Regions from separate parts of the Homo sapiens genome. Here region 1 is linked to region 2. The links are chromatin loops, found by intact Hi-C in ENCODE. Cell type or tissue: heart left ventricle. All regions are shown on one strand. Links, peaks and the distances in the headings refer to the core of each region. The heading gives the core; the rest is flanking DNA.

The links. Hi-C counts contacts between places; a loop is a spot of excess contacts. Peaks named below come from ENCODE experiments on the same cell type or tissue, not always from the same donor. Only the 100,000 strongest peaks of a DNase experiment are listed, where the experiment ranks them.
Region 1: a loop joins it to region 2, with 3 times the contacts of the local background. A loop is called at or near these places in 79 of 110 quality-filtered maps.

Annotation. Positions count from the first base shown.
Region 1 is chr16:21,707,988-21,716,317 of GRCh38, reverse strand. It overlaps OTOA (otoancorin), which reads right to left. Exons shown (of 29, transcript NM_144672.4): 13 at 6,215-6,430; 14 at 1,166-1,333. Among named protein-coding and RNA genes, the nearest start is that of OTOA, 48 kb to the right of the region's middle. In heart left ventricle, for the core only: CTCF peaks have their summits at 7,404 and 7,606 (motif pointing right); a DNase peak (open chromatin) is centred at 7,723.
Region 2 is chr16:21,659,672-21,668,001 of GRCh38, reverse strand. OTOA (otoancorin) reads right to left here and starts at 4,034. Exons shown (of 29, transcript NM_144672.4): 1 at 3,770-4,034. In heart left ventricle, for the core only: no CTCF peak of the experiment used is centred there; a DNase peak (open chromatin) is centred at 3,906; H3K4me3 peaks cover 602 bases; H3K27me3 peaks cover 2,228 bases.

The DNA of each region.
Region 1 (8,330 bases), core at 216-8,215, 48 kb before region 2:
TTACAGGCGTGAGCCACCTCACCTGGCCAAGTTTTGGTTTCTTAACAGATTTTGCCATTGGACAGAACGGACCTGATAGAGCAAGATGTCAAAAGACTCCCTGACAAGTAAAAAAGGGGCCAGGCATGGTGGCTCACACCTGTAATCCCAGCACTGTAGGAGGCCGGGGCAGGTAGATCACTTGAGCCCAGGAGTTTGAGACCAGCCTGGGCAACATGGCAAGACCCCATCTCTAGAAAAACAAAAATTAGTGAGCAGCACAGGCCTGTAGTCCCAGCTACTTGGGAGGCTGAGGTGGGAGGATCCCTTGAGCCCCAGAGGTGGAGGCTGCAGTGAACCAAGATCACGCCACTGCATGCTGGCTGGGGTAATAGAGCAAGACCCTATCTAAACAAACAAACAAAAAAACAGAATACGGACATGGCTGTGGACCATGAAAAGGGCTTTCAGATGCACCCTAGGACTTTGGGTTTATTTTTAGATTTGAAAAACAAATTTTAGGCCAGGCACAGTGGCTCACACCTATAATCCCAGCACTTTGGGAGGCCGAAGCAGAAGGATTATTTGAGGCCAGGAGTTGGAGACCAGCCTGGGCAACATAGCAATACTCCATCTCTACAAAAAATTAATAAATTAGCCAGACATGGTGGCTTGAGGCCAGGAGTTTGAGACTAGCCTGCGCAACATAGCAAGACCATGTCTCTACAAAAAGTTAAAAAAATTAGCCAGGCATGGTGATGTATGCCTGTGGTCCCAGCTACTCAGGAGGTTGAGGCAGGAGGATTGCTTGAGCCCAGGAGACTGTGGTGAGCTATGATCATACCACTGTACTCCAGCCTGGGCAACACAGAAAGACTGTCTCAAAAAAAAAAAACAAACTTGAACCTGAAGTGTTATAAGATCAGGAAACCTGATTTAAGAAAAGTCTTCCAGATTAGACTGTCTGGCAGAACAAAGGGGTCTGGGAAGAATGACAGCATGACTGAAGGGCTCCGTCTGGAAAGGAAGGAAGGTGTGCCACCAGGAGAAGGCAGAGCCACCCCAGACACCAACAGCTGAGACAATCCCAGCCCTGGGTTCATGGCCCAAAGTCACAGCCCACTCACCAACCCCAAAAACATACCCCCTGTGACATGTGGCTGAGCACCAGACATCTTCCTCTCACCTTGCTGAGGATACCTTGCTGCTGGGCAGGTGACAAGTCGGATACATACTGGGAGACGGCACTTCTCAGGACCTGCGAGATGTCCTTGCGTTTCATGCTGCAGAAGGCCTGGGTGCTGACCCCAGCCAGCAGTGCGCCCATCTGGCTGACATTGTAGAAAGACAGCACCTGGAAGAGGAGCGGCTGCGCAGTCAGGCTCTGCTCCCGCCTTTCACCTCTCCAACGTGCACTCAGCCCATCTATGTGCCAAGTATAGGGATGGGTGACACCTTAGGGGCACAGCAGTGAGCCAGACAGATGCTGCCTCCACAGGCCTTCCTTCCTTCTATCAAGAAAGAGAGTTGGCCAGGCATGGTGGCTCACGCCTGTAATCCCAGCACTTTGAGAGGCCAGGCGGGTGGATCACCTGAGGTCAAGAGTTCGAGACCACCTGGCCAACATGGTGCAACCCCATCTCTACTAAAAATACAAAAATTAGCCAGGCATGGTAGCAGGTTCCTGTAATCCCAGCTACTTGGGAGGCTGAGGCAGGAGAATTGCTTGAACCCAGGAGGCAGAGGTTGCAGTGAGCTGAGATTGTACCATTGCACTCCAGACTGGGCAACAAGAGCAAAACTCTGTCAGAAAGAAAAGAAAGAAAGAAAGAAAGAAAGAGAGAGAGAGAGAGGGAGAGGAAAGAAAGAAAGAAAGAAGAGAGAGAGAGAGAAAGAAAGAAAGAGAGAAAGAAAGGAAAGAAAGAAAGAGAAAGAAAGAGAAAGAAAGAGAGAAAGAGAGAAAGAGAGAGAAAGAAAGAGAGAAGGAAAGAAAGAAAGAAAGAAAGGAAGGAAGGAAGGAAGGAAGGAAGGAAGGAAGAAAGGAAAAGAAAGAAAGGAAGGAGGAAAGAAAGAAAGAAAGAAAGAAAAAAGAAAGAAAGGAAAGAAAGAAAGAGAGAGAGAGAAAGAAAGAGAAAGAAAGAAAGAAATTATACTTGGGTTTTTTTTCCTTCCTTTAGAGTGAAGATGCTAGATAGTTTTCCATATAATCAAGGACATGCTTTGGTTCTATGAAAAGACAGCTGAGTGGGTTCCTTTAGTTATTCTGTGTATAATGGGTGATCTCATGCTGTCTTCAAAGAAGGCAAGACCTTTTGACCTCTTGCCTTCTGAGTAAAAGTGGCCTCACCCCTCAGTAGGAAGAGTTGGGTATTAGGAAAGAGACAAACCACTTTGTCCTGGGCTGGGAGGGAACAAAACCGTCTCCCTCAACTCCCTAAAATCAAATTCAGAGAGGACTGTCAAGGTGGACCCATGGAGCCCCAGTCAAGGTCCAGAAACAAGGATTCAAAGCCTTCAACATAAAGTCACCACGAGGCTAGAAGAGACCAGATGAATGGGCTGGCCTGGTACCTGAGTCAGAAAGTGGGAGTGCGTGGGCATTGGTCATGGTGCCATAATGGAGACAGTGAGCACAGGAGTTAAACAAGATGGCTCTGAGGCCAGGTGCCCTGGGTTCAATCCCAGCTGCGTAACTTTCACGTGGCCTTTTCCAGTTCCCTTACACACTCTGTACCTCACAAGAATGAACTGGAAAATGAAGACTACAGCACTACTGACTTCAGAGGATTGTTGGATTAAGTTATTAATTCACTTAGAACACAACCTGGCACATAGTAAGTGTTCAGTAAATGTTTGTTATTCCACACCCTCCCTCCCTTGGCCCCGCGATGGAGGAAGCAGGCTAGGACCAGCCCTCGGAGCTGCAGCTGCCCTTCATCCCTCCCTCGCCCTCTCTACCGACATCCTGCTCCAGTTCCCACTTGGATTTACTTTGGGGAATGTGGTTGGAATATATCTGGCTCAGAACCATGACATACCAAACCCAGCTTTAAAAACTTGAAGAAATTTAAAAAGACTTGGATGCCAAGAAGAAATTCCCTACTCCTTCTCTTTGGGAGGCCAAGGCGAGTAGATTGCTTGAGCCCAGGAGTTTGAGATCTGCCTGGGCAACATTGCAAAATCCCATCTCTACAAAAAAATACAAAAATCAGCCCGGCGTAGTGGCATGTGCCTGTGGTCCCAGCTACTCAGGAGGCTGAGGTGGGAGGATCACCTGAGCCTGGGGGGTCAAGGCTGAAGTGAGCCAAGATCAGATCACTTCACTCCAGCCTGGGCAACATAGTGAGAACCTGTCTCAAAAAACAAAAAAAGAAGAAGAAACCCCCCAGTTCCTGAGGCCGACTCCAGCACTGCCTTCTGGATGCATGGATTCTACTCTATAACTCTTAAACCCCTTTACCGCCTGAATCAAAAGCTTTTGTTTTCATTTTACCACCTGAATCAAAAGCTTTTGTTTTCATTTCCAACCTCAGTGATGCGATCTCGGCTCACTGCAAGCACCGCCTCCCAGGTTCACGCCATTCTCCTGCCTCAGCCTCCCGAGTAGCTGGGACTACAGGCACCCGCCACCATGCCCAGCTAATTTTTTTTTTTTTATTTTTAGTAGAGACATGGTTTCACCGTGTTAGCCAGGATGGTCTTGATCTCCTGACCTCGTGATCTGCCTGTCTCGGCCTCCCAAAGTGCTGGGATTACAGGCGTGAGCCATCGTGCCTGGCCTAGTGATTTTCTTCCTTGTGAGACACTGTGGTATTTTGCTTTAGAACAAGCAAAATGGGGCCCCTTACATTTTCAACATCTTCACCTCTTCCCATATCCTCCTTCAAGCTGCATGGGAGGTACTAACACTAGAATTACGGTGCTAGGTTAGTAAACATGACCTTTAAGGAGTAGTCTCTCCTTTATTCTTTGGGATTCCTACTACTTTTTTCTTTTTTTTTTTTAAGACAGAGTCTTGCTCTGTAGCTCAGCCCAGTCTGGAGTACAGTGGCATGATCTCGGCTCACTGCAACCTCCTCTGCCTCCTGGGTTCAAGTAATTCTTCTGCTTCGGCCTTCCAAGTAGCTGAAATTACGGGTGTGCACCATCATGGCCAGCTAATTTTTCTATTTTTAGTAGAGACAGGGTTTCACCATGTTGTCCAGCTGGTCTCAAACCCCTAGCCTCAAGTGATCCATTCATCTTGGCCTCCCAAAGTGCTGGGATTACAGGCATAAGCCACCATGCCCAGCCTACTACCTTTTGTCAAAATAAAAATTGATGAGTTTTGTATAGTTGGTCAGACACAGTTAAAACTAAATTCACAGTTTAGCAATTATAATGGGTGCTTGTTAAACATCTGGTAGTAAATTATGTTGTTTCAAAGTAATTAAAATTAATATCCAGAAGCCAAAAATAAACAAATGTTTGTTATTATTATTTGATTGGAATGGGTCCTAATCCAATCCTTGTGAGCCAGTTTGCATCCTGGGAAGTGGCCAGGAGTGTGGACTAAACGAGAAGGACACCAAAAGCCAGGCACGGTGGCTAATGCCTGTAATCCCAGCACTTTGGGAGGCTGAGGCAGGCGGATTACAAGGTCTGGAGTTCGAGACCAGCCTGGCCAACATGGCGAAACCTCGTCTCTACTAAAAACACAAAAATTCGCTGGGTGTGGTGGTGGGTGCCTATAATCCCAGCTACTCGGAAGGCTGAGGCAGGAGAATTGCTTGAACCCGGAGGCGGAGGTTGCAATGAGCTGAGGTTGTGCCATTGCATTCCAGCATGGGCGACAAGGGCAAGACTCCGTATCAAAAAAAAAATTAGATGACACCAAAATGCTTAGAACTCAAGTCTCCCAGATTTGGAGCCCTCTGGACTGGACCCAACCCAGGGACATTAATTGTCCCCAAAAGAATGTCCATTTTCCACCCCAGGAGCAGCAAGAACACAGATTAAGACTCCTGTCCCCACCAAAGAGGACTGTCTGCCTGACAGTTCCCTCTCTGCAGCCCAAGATTGGAATAAAATAGCATCATCCCTAATCCCAAAGTAATGGCAAAAACCGCAATTACTTTTTGCATCAACCTAATAGCAGCTTAACAGCAGGCAGGAAAATCCTGGGATGAGTCCCACACGTTGATCCCACTCAGGGATGGCTAATGCCCCTTGAGCTCCTACTCTGTGGTGTCACCTGGTGGTCTAGCTTCTTCATGTGTACCAACTCACATAATATTCGCAGCAATGCTACAGGATAAGTGCTACTGATTTGTTGTTGTTGTTGTTTAATTTTTTTTGAAATGGAGTCTTGCTCTGTCGCCCAGGCTGGAGTGTGGTGGCACAATCTCTGCTCACTGCAACCTCTGCCTCCCAGGTTCAAGCCATCCTCCTGCCTCAGCCTCCCAAGTAGCTGGAAGTACAGGCATGCACCACCACGCCCAGCTAATTTTTGTATTTTTAGTAGAGACGGGATTTCACCATGTTGATCAGGCTGGTCCCAAACTCCTGGCGTCAGGTGATCCTCCCACCTCAGCCTTCCAAAGTGCTGGGATTGCAGGTGTGAGCCACCTTGCCCGGCAGTAAGTGCTATTGTTGTCCACATATTACAAATAGAGAAACTGAGTCAAAGTGAAAATAGCAAATTGCCTAGTGTCACACAGCTAGTAAATGGCAGAGCAAGGATTTGAACCCAGGCAGTCCTCCTCAGCATCATCTTCTTACTGATTGGTTGCCCCCTGCTGTGTGTGTATAACTGATTGTTATGGATTAAATATTTGTGTCTCCCAAGAATTCATATGTCAAAGTCCTAACCCCTAATGTGATGGCATTGGGAGGTGAGACCTTTAAGAGGCCTTTAAGGGTTAGATGAGGTCATGAGATAATGAGGGTCAGGTGGGGCCCTGATCCAATGGGATTAGTTTCCTTGTAAGACGCAACACCAGAGAGCTTGCTCTCATGTGGTCAGGTGAGCACACAGCAAGATGGCGGCCACCTACAGGCCAAGAGAAGAGGCCTCAGAATGAAACCTACCTTTCTGACACCTCGATGTTGGACTTCCCAGTCTCCAGAACTGTGAGAAATAAATTTATGTTGTTTACGTCACTCAATCTACAGTATATTTTTATGGCAGCCTGGCAGGTCTAATACACTTAGGTCATCTTAGGGGAATAAAAAAGAGTTTAAAACTCCAGCTGACCTTCTCATGGGCCAAGTATTTGGCAGACAAGATGATGACCTGGCTCTTGGCCCAACCTGAGACCTGGTTGAGGGTGGAGATGGCTCCGTGCACAGCCTCGGGGGAGAGGGATTCCAGTTGGCTGTAGGTCAAACCTACAACTGCATCCGACAAAGAACCCAGGGTCTCATTGAGGGTCTGGTTCTCCATGGCAATGTCCAGGAGTTCTGCTTTGAGCTGGAAGGAGAGCAAACTGGAATGAGTGTTGACAGGAAGCAGGGCGGTGGCTCCCTCTGACCATATCCAGGGCTATTAGGACTCCACAGCACCTCCCTTGACCCTGTTCCATCAAAGCTTTTGGGCTCAGAAACGATGAAGGAAAGGGACTCCTGCCATGCCCAGACAGTGAGACACCACACGGAGGACACCTCTTCTGGCCTTAGCTTTCATGTGCCAAAAATTCCCTTTGTACTTCATTTAAATATTAATTTGTTATTAAATCAACCTTAATCCATGTCAGAAAGAAATGTTCCTTTTATAACTACACCACACTCTTATAGCATCTGTTGTCCTCTGGTGACCTTGAACTCTATATCCATATATACAGGCTGTTTTCCTTTCATTAAATAGCCAGGGGCCTTTTCACGATAATTTATAATCTGTGTAAAAATAACTTTTTTTTTTTTCTTAAGACAGAGTTTTGCTCTTGTCACCCAGGCTGGAGTATAATGGTGTGGTCTTGGCTCACTGCAACACTGCAACCTCCACCTTCCGGGTTCAAGCGATTCTCCTGCCTCAGTCTTCTGAGTAGCTGGGATTACAGGCACCCACCACCACACTAATGTTTGTATTTTTAGTAGAGACAGGGTTTCACCATGTTGGCCAGGCTGGTCTCAAACTCCTGACCTAATGTAATCCACATGCCTCAGCCTCCCAAAGTGCTGGGATTAGAGGCATGAGCCACCACATCCAGCCAAAAATAACTCTTCACAGTACAAGAAAGTAAAAGTCTCCTGAACATCCTACCACATAAAAATAACCATGATTAGCAATTGGGTGTATATGCTTCCAAGATTTCTTATACCTTTATAAATATAGAGACACTACATAGTTTTTACAGAGTTGTAATATGAACAGAAGCACAATTTACTCTTCTTAAAATTATCTCTTGCACCTCTTTGCACATTTCTATGATCATTTTAATAATTATTTTATTGCAATATGCCTGCCTAATGATAGTAAAGTGTGCGTTACAGCTGCTTTCGGTAAGGAATGTGATAAAGTCACCTACTATACAATGAGCTCTGTAACAAAAAACAAGAATGGTTCATATTTTAACACCCGAATTTACGTAATAACGTAGTCATTTCAGGCAGGTGCACAAAACGGGTTTCTGGCAATATTGAAATAGCCACTGGGGGGCAGCAGAGTGAAGTAGAAGAAACAACTGTCAAAGCGCCTGGGTTCTCTAAGTTCGGCAACTGCCTTACCTAGAAATCAGTTTCCACATCTGTAAAACGAAGGGGTGGACTACAGTGGCAGCTCCCAAAGTGTGGAGCACACCCAGCGGCATCTGCAACACCTGGGAACTTGTTAGAAACGCAGATTGCCAGGCTGCTCCCGGACCTCCTGAATCAGAGACTGGGTGGGGCTCCGAAATCCAGGGATCCCCAGACTCCGGGTCACAGATGGGGACCACCGGGACCCTGGCCTGTTAGGAACCAGCCACAGCAGGAGGTGAGCAGCAGGCCAGTGAGCATTACCGCCTGAGCTCTGCCTCCTGCCAGATCAGAAGCGGCATTAGATTCTCCTAAGAGCAAACCCTATTGTGCACTGTGCATGCAAGGGACCTAGTCTGTGCGCTCTTTATGAGAATCTAATGCCTGATGATCTGTCACTGTCTCTCATCACCCCCAGATGGGACCGTCTAGTTGCAGGAAAACAAGCTCAGAGCTCCCACTGATTTCACATTATGGTGAGTTCTATAGTTATTTCATTATATATTACAATGTAATAATAGAAATAAAGTGCACAGACCGGGCGTGGTGGCTCACGCCTGTAGTCCCAGTACTTTAAGAGGCCATGGCAGGCGGATCACGAGGTTAAGAGAATGAGATCATCCTGGCCACATGGTGAA
Region 2 (8,330 bases), core at 40-8,039:
AGGAGTCCTTATTGTTTCAAGGAGGGGTTAGTAAAGTACCACCCACGGACCAAATGGAAATGGCCACCTGATTTTGCGTGGCTCATGAGCTTAAAATGATTTTTTAGGTTGTTTAAATAGTTTTTTAAAACCAAAAGAATAATATTTATTGACATATGAAAATTTCCTGTGTGAAATTTAAATTTAAGTGTCTATAAATAAAGTTTTATTGGCACATGTCCATGCCCATTCATTGGCCTATTGTCCATGGCAGCTTCCTGCTACCATAGCAGAGTTGAGTACTTGGGACAGGGACCACACGGCCTCCAAAGCTCAAAATATGTATTCCATGTTCCCTTACTGAAAAAGCTTGCCAGCCCTTCTTTTATTTTATGTATTTATTTAATTGTTTTTTTTTTTTTAAGACAGAGTCTCTCTCTGTTACCCACGCTGGGGTTACCATGCCTCAGCCTCCCAAGTAGCTGGGACTACAGGCGCCCGCCACTACGCCCGGCTAATTTTTTGTATTTTTAGTAGAGACAGGGTTTCGCCGTGTTAGCCAGGATGGTCTCGATCTCCTGATCTTGTGATCTGCCCGCCTCGGCCTCCCAAAGTGCTGGGATTACAGGCGTGAGCCACCGCGCCCAGCCGCCATCCCAGCATTCTTTAATACAGATTTCCCTCGTATTGTCTAACTTGTTATGCAAATGGATTATTTTTCCCCCAAGGGGACCTCCACAACCAGCTTTGAAAACAATTATGCTTACTTTACTGCCCAGGACAAAAACAGTAAAACTTTTGAAGTTCCCAGACACCAAAAGCCCTGCATTCTAACAGGTTTTGAGCAAACCTGATCCCAAAGCACTTTGTAGGTGTGTTGGCCCACCATCACCATCCTGTAACTGGAATGCTCAACTCCAATTAGAAGTCTTCCTGGTTTGGGTCATTTGGGGCTTTGGGGAACCTTTGACCCTTTTTTCTCCCTTCCCTTTGGGCAGCTGCCCTGGGACATTGGCCCCATTCACAATTCTCCAGTTTCCCAGACAATGTGGCTTCTTGTGCTCTTTGCTCGGGCCCCTCTATTAACCCTACAGAGAGGTTTCAGGTTACTGAAACAGACGCCTTGCTTTCTGCTGTGCATAATGTCCTTTTTCCAGCGAGAAACTGCAGCCCATCAGGATCTGGTTTTCATTAAAGGCACTTTGGGTCACTTTTTTAGCAGATTGGTCAAAAGGACTGAAAGGACTGGGCAGGGCGATGATGATTTGGAGGTCGATAGCTTTCTCTATGGGCCATACCCCTTCCCCACTGAAAGATTCCCCCACTGCAGACTGGAGGAAATCAGTCAGGCAAGGATCCCTGTGGTGAAAACTACTCGAAAACAGCAACAATAACCACAAACCTGAAATGAAGACAATTTCCTGAGAAACTATGAATGTTTGGATGTGCAAGGTGATCAACTTTCCCAGTTGCCCGGGACCAAAAGGTTTCCCAGGACTCAAAACTTTCCATTTTGAAACCAGAAAGTCACAGGCAAACCCGGAGGAGTTGGTCAACCCATGGATCAGAGTCACTTCATCTTCTGTGAAATTTGCAAAGATGCTAGGAGGTTCCCCTCCTGCTGGGACACCCCAGCCCAGACACAAACCATTAATTCACAATTACATGGAGTTTCACTGTCTGCAAGGCTGCTCCATTTAAGCTCTGGGTCATGAACACATAACTCTAGGCATACTGACACTAGCTGGGAGATTTTCCACCAAAAAAAAAAAAAAAAAATGCCATTTCATGACTATTAATCCAAAATAGGTAAATGTGTCTGGCTTATAGAATACCAGCCTGATTACAAATGCTTGGTGTTGGAATGGCCCAGCTCACAGTGGTTGTAGAAGTCCAGTAGGCCCAGGCTTTGTGGCTCACTCCTGTAACCCCAGCACTTTGGGAGGCCAAGGTGGGAGGATCACTTGAGTCCAGAAGTTCAAAACCAGCCTGGGCAACATAGGGAGACTCCATTTCTACAAATAATTTAAAAATTAGCTGGGTGCATGCTTGTAGCCCTAGCTACTCAGGAGGTTGAGGCAGGAGAATTGCCTGAGCCTGGGAGGTCGAGGCCACAGTGAGCCGCGATCACATGTCACTACATTCCAGCCTGGGTGACAGAGCAAAACCCTGGCTGGAAAAAAAAAAAATTCAAGCAGTCAAGGGGATGGGAGCTTGGTGGACTAGAGATGCCCAGACTTGAGTTCCTGTCCCAGCCCTGCCACTAATAGTGAGATTTTAGGCACAGCTATTCCCCTTCTTCTCTCCTAAGTCTCCGGAGAACAAATGGCTTTGGATTCAATGAGGAAAAGAAGGAAAGAAAGGAAGAAACTGGTCTCACTGAGCATCCTCTATGAGCCGGGCATCACACCAAACCCTCCTCCCTGCCATTTACTCTTTCCACCAGCCTTGAAGGGTTACCGTACTCAGTTTCACAGATGAGTTCAGTGCACATGAACGATCACACAGCAAGCGAATGGCAGGGAGGGGGTTATGATGCAGGGCTGTGGGGCTCCCTAGTAACCTTAATCCCAGCAGTCATTTAATGAGACAGAACTAAGTACACGCCTCTCTAACATACATTGTCTCGCTTAATTCTTGTAGAATCTTTGAGGCAAGCATTACCATTATCTCTACTTCACAGATGAGCAAATGGGTTCTGAGAGGTCAAGTGACCTGCCCAAGGTCACACAGCTATGCATGCACAGCCAGGTGGCAAACCCAGAGCTAAATGATTCCAACGCTCACTGGCTTTGCTCTCCAGTGTCAGCTCAGCAGCCCTGAACCTAAAACTCCAGGTGGCAGGTGCCACCCCAGGGATAAGACCCCAGCTTTAACCTGAACCAAACCTTAACCAGCTGTGTGCTATTGGGCAAATTCCTTAACCTCTATAGGCTTGCATTTCCTCCTCTGCATAGTAGGCATGGCACTCATACCTCCCTGGCAAAAAACTATCAACTTTATTTGTTTATTTATTTATTTATTTATTTATTTATTTATTTATTCATTCATGAGACAGAGTCTCCCTGTGTCGCCCAGAATGGAGGGCAGTGGCCTGATCTCGGCTCACTGCAACCTCCACCTGCCGGATTGATGCGATTCTCCTGCCTCAGCCTCCGGAGTAGCTGAGATTACAGGCGCCCGCCACCACACCTGGCTAATATTTGTATTTTTAGTAGAGATGGAATTTCACCACTTTGGCCAGGCTGGTCTCGAACTCCTGGCCTCAAGTGATTCTCCTGCCTCAGCCTCCCAAAGTGCTGGGATTACAGGTGTGAGCCCCGGCCTTTACCTGCATTTTTCCATTTCTTCCACACAACTGTTATGAGGTAGGCATTACTTTATACATAAAATACATAAAGAACTAAGCCCAGCACTGGCACATATAAGAATGCAATGAATCGTAGCTATTATTACTAATGCTATTGTTTTTACTGCTGCTATATTATTATAACAAATAATCATTGTGATAGTTATTGCAACAGTTGTCATCGCTGTTATTATATTACTAAGTAGTTTTGGATCCCTTTTCTCGAAGTTTCATCGTCCCCCCCCTCCAAGTGCCCTCCAATCCCAGGAGCCCTTAAAGCCGCTGCACCCACACTTTGCCCACCCTCTTTCTCTCGGTCTGTCCCCCACGCCATCCATCACCTGCACCCCTTCCCTAGGGAGGCCCAGCGGTGGGCGCCCACCCGCTCCCCCAGCGCTTTGCCCCGTGAGTCCTCCGCCCAGGCCCCCGCGCGCGCCTCACCTGCGGAGCCCGGCTTGGCCGCACTGAGTCCCACGGGCGGGCGGGTGGCGCAGGGCGGGGCCGCGGGGCTCATGCGGGGAGCGGGCAGGCAGGAGAGCGGCGGGGCGGCGCCAGCCGGCAGCTCTGCGACCTCCTCCCTGCAGCGGCCCAGGTGGGAACTCAGCCAGGGCAGCGGCGGGGGTCACAGTCCCCGCCTGGGACTTCCTATCTGTCGAAGCTTGCAAGACGCACAAATGCCTGCTCCCCAGCCACTCTTCGGGGCGGCAGCTAGGAAGCGAGGATGGGGAGCACTAGAGAGCTATCCACCAATCGCTACATGGGACCTTTATTTAGATCTGAATTCAAACCGTTAAAAGAAGTTATAGGACGGGCACGGTGGCTCACGCCTGTAATCCCAGCACTTTTGGGAAGCCAAGGCGGGCGGATCACTTGAGGCCAGGAGTTCGAGACTAGCCTCGCCAACAGGGCGAAACCCCGGCTCTACTAAAAATACAAAGATTAGCCAGGCGCGGTGGCGGGCGCCTGTAATCCCAACTACTTGGGAGGCTGAGGCAGGAGAATCGCTTGAACCCGGGAGGGGGAGGTTGCAGTGAGCCGAGATCGTGCCATTGCACTCCAGCCTGGGCGACAGAGCAAGACTCCGTCTCAAAAAAAAAAAAAAAAAAAAAAAAATTATAAGAAAATTGGAGCAATGTGGTCGCTGGATATTTAATGGCTGGGTTTCTTTCATTTCTTTTTTCTTTTTTTTTGAGACAGTCTCGCTCTGTCGCCCAGGCTGGAGTGCAATGGCGCGATCTCGGCTCACTGGAACCTCCGCCCCCAGGTTCAAGCGATTCTCCCGCTTCAGCCTCCCAAGTAAAGAGGATTACAAGCGCCCATCACTACGCCCCGCTTATTTTTTTGTATTTTTAGCAGAGGCCGGGTTTCTCCATGTTGGCTAGGCTGGTCTCAAACTCCTGACCTCAGGTGATCCGCCGGCCTCGGCCTCCCAAAGTGCTGGGATTACAGGCGTGAGCCATCGCACCCTGCCGGGTTTCTTAATGAATAATTGTAATGTGGCTATCTTTTCAGAGTGGTTATCTTTTACAGTTATATATTTACAAAACTGAAATGAGACATCTGGGATTTGCTTGGCAATAGTGGAACCAAGGAGTAGTGGGAGTAGGGATGAAACAAGGTGGGCCATGTGTTGATAATTGCTGAGGCTGGTTGGGGAGGATTCATTATTACCTTTCTTTTTTATGTACTTGGAATTTTCCATAATAAAAATAATAGTATGACCTATAATAGATGTATACATACACAGAGTGGTAGAAAAAAATTCATCCTAAATGTCCACCAATAATGAAATGCTTAAATAAATGGATACATAAACGCTGTGGATTACACAGTCATTAAAATTGTTCTTAACAAAGACCACATAATTAGCACAAGGAAATAATTTTATATCCAAAACAAAAAAGCCAATGGTAAGAAATAGATGTATTTGAACTTTTATTGAACCTAGAAGCTAGGGGCTGGGTGTGGAGCCTCACACCTGTAATCCCAGCACTTTGGGAGGCCAAGGCAGGCTGATCACTTGAGGTCAAGAGTTTGAGACCAGCCTGGCCAACATGGTGAAACCTCGTCTCTACTAAAATTACAAAAATTAGCCAGGCATGGTCGTGGGCACCTGTAATCCCTGTTACTTGGGAGGCTGAGGCAGGAGAATTGCATGAGCTGGGGAGGTGGCAGTTGCAGTGATCTGAGATGGCACCACTGCCCTCCCACCTGGACAACAGAGCAAGACTCCATCTCAAAAACAAAGCAAAACAAAACAAAAAACTAGAAGGCAAGGCTGGGTGGGGTGGCTCAGACCTCTAATTCCAACACTTTGGGAGGCTGAGGTGGGTGGATCACTTGAGGTCAAGAGTTTGAGACCAGCCTGGCCAACAGGGCAAAACCCCATCTCTACTAAAAATACAAAAATGAGCTTGCATGGTGGCGCACGTCCTGTAATCCCAGCTACTCAGGAGGCTAAGGTAGGAGAATCCCTTGAACCCGAGAGGCAGAGGCTGCAGTGAGCTGAGATCATGCCACTGCACTCCAGCCTGGGCAAGAGAATGAGACTCTGCCTCAAAAAAAAAAATTAAAAAAAATCTGGTAGGCAATGCATTAAAATATTAGCTTTGCATGATAGGATTATGCATAACTGTTTTGCATCTTTCCTAATGAAAATAGTTGTGGACTCAAGAAGTTTCCTTGCAATCCTTCACATTTAACGAAACACATCTAATACCCGTAATATTTCAAAGTAATCATTGAAATGCCCAACGCTAACATTAGTTTGTCAGTGGCACAATTAAAACATTATCTTCAGAAATGACCAATTGCAGCATTCTGCTGCCCATCTGATAGTAATTTATATAATGCTAATGTCCAGCATCCTCAAAAACATCCTTTTATCCCCAGGGTCTTTGTTTAATCCTTTAAATAAAAAGCTTAACCTCAGCCGGGCACAGTGGCTCATGCTTGCAATCCCAGCACTTTGGGAGGCTGAGACGGGCAGATCACAAGGTTAGGAGATCGAGACCATCTGGCTAATACAGTGAAACCCCGTCTCTACTAAAAATACAAAAAATTAGCCAGGCGTGGTGACGGGCGCCTGTAGTCCCAGCTACTCAGAAGGCTGAGGCAGGAGAATGGTATGAACCCGGGAGGCAGAGCTTGCAGTGAGCCAAGATCATGCCACCACTCCAGCCTGGGTGACACAGTGAGACTCTTTCTCAAAAAAAAAAAAAAAAAAAAAAAAGCTTAACCTCAAGCTTTAAATGACAGGAAATGGCTTCCATCCTTTGTCAATTTTTGATTTAGAATATAGGTGTCTAGGAGTCTCACATGACTCATCTCAGAACAATAAAAGGACCTTTTCATTTTTACATATTTTAATGTTTAAACATTTATAAATGTGTGTATATATACATGCACAGAAAAAAAAAAGTCTGGAAGGCATAAACCAAACTGTCAGTAGTGGTTCTCTCAAGTTTATGGGGTAAGTAAAGTTAATTTTCATTTTATACTTTTTCTGCGATGAACGTTGATATGGTTTGGCTTTGTGTCCCCACCCAAATCTTGTGTGGAATTGTAATCCCAGTGTTGGGGGAGGGGTCTGGTGGGAGGTGATTGGATCATGGGGCTGACTTCCCCCTCAATACTGCTTTCGTGATAGTGAGTGAGTGCTCAGTTGTTTAAAAGTGTGTGGTACCTTCTCCTTGGTTCTCTCTTAGTTCTCCTTCCACCATGTAAGACATGCAGGCTTCCCCTTCACTTTCCACCATGATTGTAAGTTTCCTGAGGCCTCCCTAGAAGCAGAAGCCTATACAGCCTGCAGAACCATGAGCCAATTAAACCTCTTTTCTTTATAAATTACCCAGTCTTAAGTGTGTTTTTATAGCAGTGTGAGAAAGGACTAATACAAACGTGTTACTTATAATGGAAAAACCAGTAGGGCTTTACGATCAGTCATGGCCACCCTATAAATAATAAAAACAAGATGGAGGCTGGGCGAGGTGGCTCACACCTATAATCCCAGCACTTTGGGAGGCTGAGGCGGGTGGATGACCTGAGGTCAAGAGTCTGAGACCAGCCTGACCAACATGGCAAAACCCCATCTCTACTAAAAATAGAAAAATTAGCAGGGCATAGTGGCACATGCCTATAATCCCAGCTACTTGAGAGGTTGAGGCAGGAGAATCACTTGAACCTGGGAGGTGGAGGTTGCAGTGAGCCAAGATTGCACCACTGCACTCCAGCCTGGGCGACAGAGGAAGGCTCCAACTCAAAAAAAAAAAAAAAAAAAAAAAGAATTGCCAATGTATTCACTTGAACTCTAGCATTTGGAAAAGTGTTGAGAGTTCACAGTCGTTTAAAACCAGCGTTCTGTGTTGAATCCTAAACAGGATATAAGAAAATAGCATTTGGGCACTCTATCTGTTCTTATTTTCCAGAACTTAAGAAGTACAGGTATATAAGACATCCCAATTTACATGGGCATTTACTTGAGAGAAAAAATACTTACTTTTCATTTTACATGTATTGAAAGTAATTTTAAAGTGACTTTCTAACAAAAGCATATTATTTAATTCATGTGAATACAGCATACTGACCCAAATCCAGAGGGAATTCTTAAGTTCGGTTATGTAATAATATTCTCCCTGTTCTCCAAAAGTATACAATTTCACAGTGAAAAAGAAGTATTTTGTTATCACTGAATACTGAGTCCAATTCAGTGATACTGATATAGATAGCAAGCTACAAAGCACAATTTACTAGTAAATGAAGCCAAATGCCATACAAGTTGTATTATAAAAACAAATGATGCACTAGTCATTAGGGAAATGCAAATCAAAACCACAAGCTACCACCTTACACCGATTAGGATGGCTACTACTAAAAAAACAAAACAGGCTGGACATGGTGGCTCACACCTGTAATCCCAGCACTTTGGGAGGCCAAGGCAGGCAGATCACCTGAGGTCAGGAGTTCGAGACCAGCCTGGCCAACATGGCGAAACCCCAAAACC